3 separate regions of the Homo sapiens genome follow, and all the other regions are linked to region 1. Evidence: chromatin contacts called from ENCODE Hi-C or POLR2A ChIA-PET data. All regions are on one chromosome and are shown on one strand. Each heading gives the region's core, a stretch centred on a gene start or an enhancer-like site at or near the end of the contact. The rest is flanking DNA. Distances are from core to core; before and after follow the strand shown.

What was found. A loop is a pair of places that touch in the nucleus more often than their neighbours do. ChIA-PET counts read pairs that join two places held with the same protein, here RNA polymerase II (POLR2A). Pooled maps may share reads with other maps.
Region 2: a pooled map shows a loop between it and region 1 (2.2-fold over the local background). The contact joins the enhancer-like site here to the promoter of KAT5 in region 1. A Hi-C loop is called at or near these places in 2 of 50 pooled maps. POLR2A ChIA-PET finds 5 or more read pairs at or near these places in 5 of 52 experiments (BJ, GM12878, H1 and 2 more).
Region 3: a loop to region 1 is called in a pooled map, with 6 times the contacts of the local background. The contact joins the promoter of MALAT1 here to the promoter of KAT5 in region 1. A Hi-C loop is called at or near these places in 4 of 50 pooled maps. POLR2A ChIA-PET finds 5 or more read pairs at or near these places in 8 of 52 experiments (B cell, CD4-positive, alpha-beta T cell, HEK293 and 5 more).

Annotation. Positions count from the first base shown.
Region 1 is chr11:65,710,498-65,714,170 of GRCh38, forward strand. It overlaps KAT5 (lysine acetyltransferase 5), which reads left to right and starts at 1,755. Exons shown (of 13, transcript NM_182710.3): 1 at 1,755-1,948; 2 at 2,269-2,337; 3 at 2,425-2,561; 4 at 2,851-3,006; 5 at 3,096-3,170; 6 at 3,277-3,351. The coding sequence starts at 1,771. RefSeq lists enhancers at 1,311-1,430, 1,461-1,770 and silencers at 1,801-1,990, 2,001-2,080.
Region 2 is chr11:65,939,479-65,943,151 of GRCh38, forward strand. The region is part of intron 1 of LOC105369350 (a long non-coding RNA gene); the gene reads right to left. Among named protein-coding and RNA genes, the nearest start is that of TSGA10IP, 4.2 kb to the right of the region's middle. RefSeq lists an enhancer at 1,540-2,039 and a silencer at 2,010-2,233. Within about 2 kb of position 1,718, at least 4 of the 41 ENCODE cell types and tissues checked have a DNase peak (open chromatin) inside an H3K27ac peak, as active enhancers do.
Region 3 is chr11:65,497,026-65,500,698 of GRCh38, forward strand. MALAT1 (metastasis associated lung adenocarcinoma transcript 1) reads left to right here and starts at 2,020. Exons shown (of 1, transcript NR_002819.5): 1 at 2,020-3,673. It also overlaps TALAM1. RefSeq lists enhancers at 12-1,211, 781-1,020, 1,081-1,150, 1,711-1,780, 1,831-1,910 and 3 more, a cis regulatory region at 472-487 and a silencer at 681-740.

The sequences.
Region 1 (3,673 bases), core at 505-3,004:
AGGCAGGGAACATATAAGGCTGATTCACACTTCAGTTATGACAGGAAATATCCTCTCCTTAGGGAGTACACCCTAAATGACTTTGTAACTTTACTTCATCCTCTTCATTTACATATGGCATATCCCAAATAACCAATGGAATCCTCCAAAGGGTATTTAAACTCCAACAAATTCTGTAACTGGGCCCTTGAGCACCTATGCTCAGCCGGCCCCAACACTGGAGTGTACTTTCATTTTCAATAAATCGTTCATTCCTTCCTTGCTTTGTGCATTTTGTCCAATTCTTTTTTTTTTTCTTTTTCTTTGAGACAGAGTCTTGCTCTGTCTGGAGTGCAGTGGCGCAATCTCGGCTCACTGCAAGCTCTGCCTCCCGGGTTCACGCCACTCTCCTGCCTCTGCCTCCCGAGTAGCTGGGACTACAGGCGCCTGCCACCACGCCCAGCTAATTTTTTGTATTTATTTTTAGTAGAGACAGGGTTTCACCGTGTTGGCCAGGATGGTCTCAATCTCCTGACCTCGTGATCCGCCCGCCTCGGCCTCCCAAAGTGCTGGGATTATAGGCGTGAGCCACCGCGCCCAGCCGTTTTGTCCCATTATTTTAGATGCCAAGAACCTGTACACCCTCCACCGGTGACACCTTCACAGTTTTGAGGAGTATTCATGGGGTATTTTGTAAAATGTTTCTCAATTGGGATTTGTCTGATGTTTTTCTCATGATTAGACTGGAGGCAGCTGGGATTACAGGTGTGAGCCACCATGCCCAGTCTCCAAACCCTGTTTACACAAAAATTTTAAAAAACTAGCCAGGCTTGGTGGTGCGCGCCTGTAGTCCCAGCTACTAGAGAGCCTGAGGTGGATCACTTGATCCCGGGAGGGGGAGGCTGCAGTGAGCGGAGATTGTGCCTCGCTGGCTGCACTCCAGCCCGGGCGAGAGAGCCAGACCTTGTCTCAAAAAAAAAAAAAAAAAAAAAAAAAGCCTAATATGGCTGAGGGCGGTGGCTCACGCCTGTAATCCCAGTACTTTGTGAGGCCGAGGCGGGCGGATCACGAGGTCAAGAGCTCTAGACCATCCTGGCCAACATGGTGAAACCCCGCCCGTACTAAAAATACAAAAATTAGTTGGGTACTCGGGAGGCTGAGGCAGGAGAATCGCTTGAACCCGGGAGGCGGGGGTTACAGGGAGCTGAGATCGCGCCACTGCACTCCAGCCTGGCGACAGAGCGAGACTCCGTCTCAAAAATAAATATATACAAATTAAAAAAGCCTAATATACAAAATAAAGCTAGGAATCTTCCCTGAGTCCTCTTGCCTACGGAATGAAGTCCACAGACTTGGGGGAGCGTTCGAACCCTTCTAAGGCCACTTCCTTTCTCCAGCCTCTCGCGCCCAGTTGACTCCCGGCAACACCTCCCGCCGCCACAAGGAGACGCCCGAGGACTTCCCTCCGACAAAGCCAAAAACGGTATTGCCACGTGACCCGCTCCGCATACACGTGACCAGCTTCGCACCCGGTGGGCGTCACGTGACGGACTCAGTAGACCGCCACTGGCTGTGCACGTTATGGGGTTTCCACCTAGGGCTCGGCCTGAGGCTTGTAACACTCCGTTTTCCCCCGAGTCACAGGGGCAGTCTTGCCCCTCGCAGCTGGGTCGCGGTGTCTCTCAAAGGTCCCCCTCTACAGGGGCTTCGTGAGGCCCGGGCCCACAGGGCGCTCGGTCCCGGAAGTGACGTCTCCCAGAGGGGCCGGAAGTGGCAGTGGAGGGAGGGAAGATGGCGGAGGTGGTGAGTCCGGTGCCCGGGGCGGGGCGGAGGGAGCCAGGGGAGGTGGGTAGAGCCCGAGGCCCCCCAGTAGCCGACCCTGGCGTCGCGCTGTCTCCCCAGGGGGAGATAATCGAGGGCTGCCGCCTACCCGTGCTGCGGCGGAACCAGGACAACGAAGATGAGTGGCGTGAGTGACGTTGGGGGGCGGGACTAAGGAACCTGAGGGCGAGGGGCGGGAGTCAACTGAAATCCCGGGATGGGGAGGGGCGTCTGGAATTATGGGGCGGGCGAGGCGCAGATACTTTGATGAAGGGGCGTGGCTCTTAGCTGCTCCGAGAGGTACAGGGCGGGGCCTGGAAAGGGGTGGCACTTGTGACTGAAGGAGGCTTAGGAGAGACCTAAGTGCTGGAGCTTAGGGATCCGGCCTGGGGGTGGAGTTCAGGTCGTGGAAGGGTGGAGTCTCATAGCCTGGCCTGTCTAAGGCCCCTGTCTATGCTATTCTCATAGCCCTGGCCGAGATCCTGAGCGTGAAGGACATCAGTGGCCGGAAGCTTTTCTACGTCCATTACATTGACTGTGAGTTCTGGGCCTGAGGTGGGGCATCAGGGTAGGGTTGGGGGACAGTCTTTGGCATTCTGTCCTGAGCCATCCCCACTGCTACAGTCAACAAACGTCTGGATGAATGGGTGACGCATGAGCGGCTGGACCTAAAGAAGATCCAGTTCCCCAAGAAAGAGGCCAAGACCCCCACTAAGAACGGACTTCCTGGGTCCCGTCCTGGCTCTCCAGAGAGAGAGGTGGTGAGTAGGTCCCCCACTTCACCTTTTCTCTCCTGCCTCCTATTTCTCTTGTCTGTTGGCATTAGGAGCTCCTGGATGGGCAGGAGGCGGCTCCCTCTCACCCTGACTTCATCTTGCAAAGGATGGGGGCCAAATTGCACATGTAGCTCCCAGAGTCCAGTAGCTAGTCCTGTGTCCTTCAGAAGGCGAGGGTGGGGTTTGATAATTTTGAGGTGAGGGACCCCTCTTCCCCTTCCCCATCCCACTGCCATCCCCGCCCCAAAGGAAGACCCTGGACCTATCTCTACAGCCGGCCTCGGCGCAGGCCAGCGGGAAGACCTTGCCAATCCCGGTCCAGATCACACTCCGCTTCAACCTGCCCAAGGAGCGGGAGGCCATTCCCGGTGGCGAGCCTGACCAGCCGCTCTCCTCCAGCTCCTGCCTGCAGCCCAACCACCGCTCAACGGTACCCTCAGCAATTCCAGGGACCTTGCTTTCTTCTCAGGTCCCACCTTCTCTACCTTCTGACCCACCTTTGTTGGTTTCTCTCTGCAGAAACGGAAGGTGGAGGTGGTTTCACCAGCAACTCCAGTGCCCAGCGAGACAGCCCCGGCCTCGGTTTTTCCCCAGGTGAGTTCCCCAAACCATCTCTTGTTCTCTTCCTCTCTTCTACTCTCTGGTGGCTTTTTTCAGGCTCATTTCACAGCCATCCCTTCTTTTCCTACTATCTCGGCAGAATGGAGCCGCCCGTAGGGCAGTGGCAGCCCAGCCAGGACGGAAGCGAAAATCGAATTGTTTGGGCACTGATGAGGTGGGTCTGGGGAGCAGCAGAAGGGAACTGGGTGAAAAGGAAGGGATGCAGGCAGGGTGGAGAGTTATTTAGTGATGAGTTTAAAAATAAAGAAGGGGTGGTGGGCAGAGCTAGTGTTGGTGGGATTAGGAGACAGGCAGAACATTGTTCAAATGAGTCATTGGGGCCGGGCACCATGGCTCATACCTGTAATCCCAGCACTTTGGGAGTCCAACCAAGGCTGGTGGATCACCTGAGGTCAGGAGTTTGAGACCAGCCTGGCCAACATGGTGAAACCTTGTTTCTACTAGAAATACAAAAATTAGCCAGGCGTGGTGGCGGG
Region 2 (3,673 bases), core at 468-2,967, 230 kb after region 1:
CTATCTGTACATGTATTTATTATTTTATTGTATTGTATTTCATTTTATTTTATTTTATTTTATTTTATTTTTTGAGACAGTCTCATTCTGTTGCCCAGGCTGGAGTGCAGTGGTGTGATCTTGGCTCACTGCAGCCTCCACCCCCTGGGTTCAAGCAATTCTCCCATCTCAGCCTCCCGAGTAGCTGGGACTACAGGCATGCACCTCCATGCCCGGCTAATTTTTTTGTATTTTAAGTAGAGACAGGGTTTATCCATGTTGCTTGGGCTGGTCTCAAACTCCGGTGCTCAAGCCATCCTCCTGCCTCAGACTCTCAAAGTGCTGGGATTACAGGCGTGAGCCACTACTCCAGGCTCCCATTGCAGGTTTTAAGCAGAAGTCTTTAAAAAATGGCCCAAGCTGGCCGGGCTCGGTGGCTTACGCCTGTAATCCCAGCACTTTGGGAGGCAGAGGCGGGTGGATCATGAGGTCAGGAGATCGAGACCATCCTGGCTAACACAGTGAAACCCCGCCTCTACTAAAAATACAAAAAATTAGCCGGGCATGGTGGCGGGCGCCTGTAGTCCCAGCTACTCGGGAGGCTGAGGCAGGAGAATGGCGTCAACCCAGGAGGCGGAGCTTGCAGTGAGCCGAGATTGCGCCACTGCACTCCAGCCTGGACGACAGAACAAGAGACTCCATCTCAAAAAAAAAAAAAATGGCCCAGGCTGCTGGGTTGGGAATTGACCATGAAGAAGCAGAAAGTCTATGTAGAAGACAACGGATGTTGAGAATGCTCCAAATAGCTGGTGGTAAGCGTTCAGATTCTGAATGCACTTTGAAATCAGGAACAACTGTTGGATAGGACATAGCATTTCAGAGAGAGAAAAGCCTAGGCTTTTGGTTCGAGAAACTAGAAGGATAGCATAGTCACTAGGCCAAGATGGAGAGGGCTGTGGGGAGGGTCAGGGAGTCAGTTTCAGAGTTGTTGAATGTGAGATGCCTGTTAGACACCTAGATGGAGCAGTGGACTGGGTCATTCGAGTTTGGGAGGCAGGACTCACCTTCTGAGCTTGAGGGAGATGTCTGGACTACAGATAAAAGTGGGGTTCATTGTCTGATAGATTTTATTTAAAATGAGCCTGTCATGCCTGTAATCCCAGCACTTTGGGAGTCTGAAGCAGGAAGATCTCTTGAGCCCAGGGGTTCAAGACCAGCCTGTGCAACATGGCTAGACGTTGTCTCTACAAAAAATACAAAAAATCAGCTGGGCATGGTGGTGCACACCTTTAGTTCCAGCTGCTCAGGAGGCTGAGGCGGGAGTGTCACTTGAGCCCAGGAGGTCGAGGCTGCAGTGAGCCATGATCACGCAACTGCACTCCAGTCAGTCTAGGTGACAGAGTGAGACCTTGTCTCAAAAAAAAAAAAAAACAACCAAAAACCCAAAAACACAAAACCATGGTCCTGGTGAGTCCAGTAAAAGAGGAGCTGTGGCCGGGCGTGGTGGCTCATGCCTGTAATCTCAGCACTTTGGAGGCCGAGGCGGGCGGATCACGAGGTTAGGAGTTCGAGACCAGCCTGGCCAACATAGCGAAACCCCGTCTCTACTAAAAATACAAAAATTAGCCAGGCATGGTGGTTTGCGCCTGTAGTCCCAGCTACTTCGGAGGTTGAGGCAGGAGAATCACTTGAACCTGGGAGGCGGAAGTTGTGGTGAGTCAAGATCTCACCACTGCACTCCAGCCTGGGCAACAGAGTAGCTGTGGACAAAGAAGACAGACGGGGCAGCTGTCCCTCTCCTGCAAGAGGAGGAGGAACTGGCAGAGGAGCTGGGGAAGAGCTGGCCACTGACCTCATGTTAGTGGGAGGGAAGGCATCGGTGATTTTGGCAGGTGCAGGCTCACAGGGTGGTGGGGGTGACAGCCTGCCTGGAGTGGGTTCAAGAAAGAAAGGCAAGGGGGAAATTGACCTTGCCCAGTGAAAACTCTTTCAGAAGGCTTTGCTGCAAAGGGAACACAGAAATGGGGCAGTGTTGAAGAAGGGGAAGTGAGTCAAGAAAGAAGGAACAGTAGTGCTGATGGAAATGATGCCAGAGAGATGAGACATTGCTGATGCAGGAGAGAGTGGGAGGACGGCCGGAGCCACATCGCTGAGCAGGCAATCAGCAAATGAATGAATGTGTGTGAAGCGGTGATAAGAGAAGCAGAGCAAATGGTGGTGCCTATTAGGGACTTAGGGGATCTGGGCAGGGAGGGCTTCTTTGGCAGGTGTCATTTTAGCAGAAACCTAGAGGTCCTGAAGGAGTAAGCCATGTGGATTCTGGGGAGAGAGCATTTCAGGAAGAAGAAACAGTCGGTGCAAAGGGCCTTAGGGCAGACTGGCTGGCGTACCGAAGGGAGAGTGTGGTTGGATCGGAGTGAGAAGGGATCATGGTGGCACTTGTGAGCAAACACCTGTGAAACATGCAGGACCTAGTGGGCCAGTAAGGACTTTGCCTTTTACTCAGCGAGACCCAGGACCCATCACAGGCGTGATGGACTCTGTTTTTTTTTTTTTGTTTTTTTTTTTTAGTTAAGGTCTTGCTCTGTTACCCAGGCTGGAGTGCAGTGGTGCAATCAGGGCTCATTCTGCCTCCTGGGCTCAAGTGGTCCTCCTACCTTAACTTCTCTAGTAGCTGAGATCACAGGCATACTCCACCACACCTGGCTAATTTTAGTATTATTTTTTGTAGAGAAGGGGTTTGCCATGTTGCTCAGGCTGGCCTCGAACTCCTGGCCTCAAGCCATCCGCCTGCCTCAGCCTCCTAAAGTGCTGGGATTACAGGTGTGAGCCACTGCGTCCAGCTGGGCTCTATTCTTCACAGAATCACACTGGTTGCTGAGTAGAGAATGGTATCAGGACAAAAGCAAAAACCGGGAGGTTGGGTGTGGTGGCTCACGCCCATAATCCCAGCACTTTGGGAGGCTGAGGCAGGTGGATGGCTTGAGGCCAGGAGTTCGAGGCCAGCCTGGGAAATATAGTGAGCTCCCATGTCAATAAAAAATAAATAAATAAGCAAAAGCCGGAGATTAAGCGTTACTGAAATGATCCAGAAGAGAGAGGGTGTTGGTTTGGAGAAGTGCTGGATTCTGCATGTATTTCAAAGGTGGAGCTGGTAGGGTTTGCTAAGGCATTAGGGGCAGAATGTGAGTCAAACGAAAGAGTCAAGGATCATGCCAGGGCGTTGACCTGAGCAACAGGAATCTCAGACATGCCCCTGACTGGGATGAGGCAGGCCAGTAGTCTGACCTTCAGCATGTCAAGTTGAAATGCTTATTTATCCAAGTGGGGATGTCAGATGGGCCACTGGATATTTAAGTATGGGAGAGGTCAGGCTGAGATACGTAAACCTGGGGACGGGTGGAAAACAGCAGGTGCTGGCCTGGCGCAGTGGCTCATGCCTGTAATCCCAATGCTTTGGGAGGCCGAGGCAGGCCAGGAGTTCAAGACCAGCCTGGACAACATGGCAAAACCCCATCTCTACCAAAAAATATAAAAATTAGCCGGGCATAGTGGCGCGTACCTGTAGTCCCAGCTACTCGGGTGGCTGAGGTGGGAGGATCACTTGAGCCTGGGAGGTTGAGGCTGCAGTGAGCTGTAATGGCACTACTGCACTCCAGCCGGGGTGACAGAGTGAGACTCTGTCTCAGAAAGC
Region 3 (3,673 bases), core at 770-3,269, 210 kb before region 1:
GAGGGAGCGGAGAGGGTGGGTGTCACCACCCCGTCCAGCTCCAAGCTTTGTGTGCCCTGGAACTCTCCATTTTAGGTCATTGCTTCAGTTTCTTTTCTAAAAAATTAGGCTGCTGCAAGGTCAGCCTGAGACCACTTCTGCCCCGAGAATTCTAGACTAGTAAGACCTGGTGACATACAAACGACGAAGATATTTTACAATAATGCCATGGCCCTTGATAGCTACACGAGGTTTGTGTTCTGATTTTAAATTAATGGATGACGTCGAGACTATATGGAGGAAATGACAAAGGACAGGAGAGAGGTGGGAAAGGAAGACCTAGACTGAAAATGGAAGTTGGGCAGCAGCTCCACGAAAGAAAGACCAGCCCCCAAGTGCAGTGACAGCGCAGAGTAGCGACCGAGAAGTTCCCAGGCCAGCTGCCACCCCGCCCCCATGCCATTCCCCAGAACAGGCACAGGCGTTAGGGCGGGGCGCGCGTGCGCAGTCACGCGCTGCGCCAACCGCCACAGCTCCGGGAAGGCGGCCAGGACCGGCTAGAGCCGGTTAGAACCAGTGGCGCCCGCCCACGAGCCAGCGCCTCACAAAGGGAGGGCGGCTCACGGCCCTCGCGTATCCCTGCGCGGCGCTCGCGAGCCGCCCCTCCCCCGGCGTTTGTCCCTGACGCAGCCCCACCGGTTGCGCAGTCCCTCCCCGCCCCCGCTCTCCCCTCCGCAGCCTGCAGCCCGAGACTTCTGTAAAGGACTGGGGCCCCGCAACTGGCCTCTCCTGCCCTCTTAAGCGCAGCGCCATTTTAGCAACGCAGAAGCCCGGCGCCGGGAAGCCTCAGCTCGCCTGAAGGCAGGTCCCCTCTGACGCCTCCGGGAGCCCAGGTTTCCCAGAGTCCTTGGGACGCAGCGACGAGTTGTGCTGCTATCTTAGCTGTCCTTATAGGCTGGCCATTCCAGGTGGTGGTATTTAGATAAAACCACTCAAACTCTGCAGTTTGGTCTTGGGGTTTGGAGGAAAGCTTTTATTTTTCTTCCTGCTCCGGTTCAGAAGGTCTGAAGCTCATACCTAACCAGGCATAACACAGAATCTGCAAAACAAAAACCCCTAAAAAAGCAGACCCAGAGCAGTGTAAACACTTCTGGGTGTGTCCCTGACTGGCTGCCCAAGGTCTCTGTGTCTTCGGAGACAAAGCCATTCGCTTAGTTGGTCTACTTTAAAAGGCCACTTGAACTCGCTTTCCATGGCGATTTGCCTTGTGAGCACTTTCAGGAGAGCCTGGAAGCTGAAAAACGGTAGAAAAATTTCCGTGCGGGCCGTGGGGGGCTGGCGGCAACTGGGGGGCCGCAGATCAGAGTGGGCCACTGGCAGCCAACGGCCCCCGGGGCTCAGGCGGGGAGCAGCTCTGTGGTGTGGGATTGAGGCGTTTTCCAAGAGTGGGTTTTCACGTTTCTAAGATTTCCCAAGCAGACAGCCCGTGCTGCTCCGATTTCTCGAACAAAAAAGCAAAACGTGTGGCTGTCTTGGGAGCAAGTCGCAGGACTGCAAGCAGTTGGGGGAGAAAGTCCGCCATTTTGCCACTTCTCAACCGTCCCTGCAAGGCTGGGGCTCAGTTGCGTAATGGAAAGTAAAGCCCTGAACTATCACACTTTAATCTTCCTTCAAAAGGTGGTAAACTATACCTACTGTCCCTCAAGAGAACACAAGAAGTGCTTTAAGAGGTATTTTAAAAGTTCCGGGGGTTTTGTGAGGTGTTTGATGACCCGTTTAAAATATGATTTCCATGTTTCTTTTGTCTAAAGTTTGCAGCTCAAATCTTTCCACACGCTAGTAATTTAAGTATTTCTGCATGTGTAGTTTGCATTCAAGTTCCATAAGCTGTTAAGAAAAATCTAGAAAAGTAAAACTAGAACCTATTTTTAACCGAAGAACTACTTTTTGCCTCCCTCACAAAGGCGGCGGAAGGTGATCGAATTCCGGTGATGCGAGTTGTTCTCCGTCTATAAATACGCCTCGCCCGAGCTGTGCGGTAGGCATTGAGGCAGCCAGCGCAGGGGCTTCTGCTGAGGGGGCAGGCGGAGCTTGAGGAAACCGCAGATAAGTTTTTTTCTCTTTGAAAGATAGAGATTAATACAACTACTTAAAAAATATAGTCAATAGGTTACTAAGATATTGCTTAGCGTTAAGTTTTTAACGTAATTTTAATAGCTTAAGATTTTAAGAGAAAATATGAAGACTTAGAAGAGTAGCATGAGGAAGGAAAAGATAAAAGGTTTCTAAAACATGACGGAGGTTGAGATGAAGCTTCTTCATGGAGTAAAAAATGTATTTAAAAGAAAATTGAGAGAAAGGACTACAGAGCCCCGAATTAATACCAATAGAAGGGCAATGCTTTTAGATTAAAATGAAGGTGACTTAAACAGCTTAAAGTTTAGTTTAAAAGTTGTAGGTGATTAAAATAATTTGAAGGCGATCTTTTAAAAAGAGATTAAACCGAAGGTGATTAAAAGACCTTGAAATCCATGACGCAGGGAGAATTGCGTCATTTAAAGCCTAGTTAACGCATTTACTAAACGCAGACGAAAATGGAAAGATTAATTGGGAGTGGTAGGATGAAACAATTTGGAGAAGATAGAAGTTTGAAGTGGAAAACTGGAAGACAGAAGTACGGGAAGGCGAAGAAAAGAATAGAGAAGATAGGGAAATTAGAAGATAAAAACATACTTTTAGAAGAAAAAAGATAAATTTAAACCTGAAAAGTAGGAAGCAGAAGAAAAAAGACAAGCTAGGAAACAAAAAGCTAAGGGCAAAATGTACAAACTTAGAAGAAAATTGGAAGATAGAAACAAGATAGAAAATGAAAATATTGTCAAGAGTTTCAGATAGAAAATGAAAAACAAGCTAAGACAAGTATTGGAGAAGTATAGAAGATAGAAAAATATAAAGCCAAAAATTGGATAAAATAGCACTGAAAAAATGAGGAAATTATTGGTAACCAATTTATTTTAAAAGCCCATCAATTTAATTTCTGGTGGTGCAGAAGTTAGAAGGTAAAGCTTGAGAAGATGAGGGTGTTTACGTAGACCAGAACCAATTTAGAAGAATACTTGAAGCTAGAAGGGGAAGTTGGTTAAAAATCACATCAAAAAGCTACTAAAAGGACTGGTGTAATTTAAAAAAAACTAAGGCAGAAGGCTTTTGGAAGAGTTAGAAGAATTTGGAAGGCCTTAAATATAGTAGCTTAGTTTGAAAAATGTGAAGGACTTTCGTAACGGAAGTAATTCAAGATCAAGAGTAATTACCAACTTAATGTTTTTGCATTGGACTTTGAGTTAAGATTATTTTTTAAATCCTGAGGACTAGCATTAATTGACAGCTGACCCAGGTGCTACACAGAAGTGGATTCAGTGAATCTAGGAAGACAGCAGCAGACAGGATTCCAGGAACCAGTGTTTGATGAAGCTAGGACTGAGGAGCAAGCGAGCAAGCAGCAGTTCGTGGTGAAGATAGGAAAAGAGTCCAGGAGCCAGTGCGATTTGGTGAAGGAAGCTAGGAAGAAGGAAGGAGCGCTAACGATTTGGTGGTGAAGCTAGGAAAAAGGATTCCAGGAAGGAGCGAGTGCAATTTGGTGATGAAGGTAGCAGGCGGCTTGGCTTGGCAACCACACGGAGGAGGCGAGCAGGCG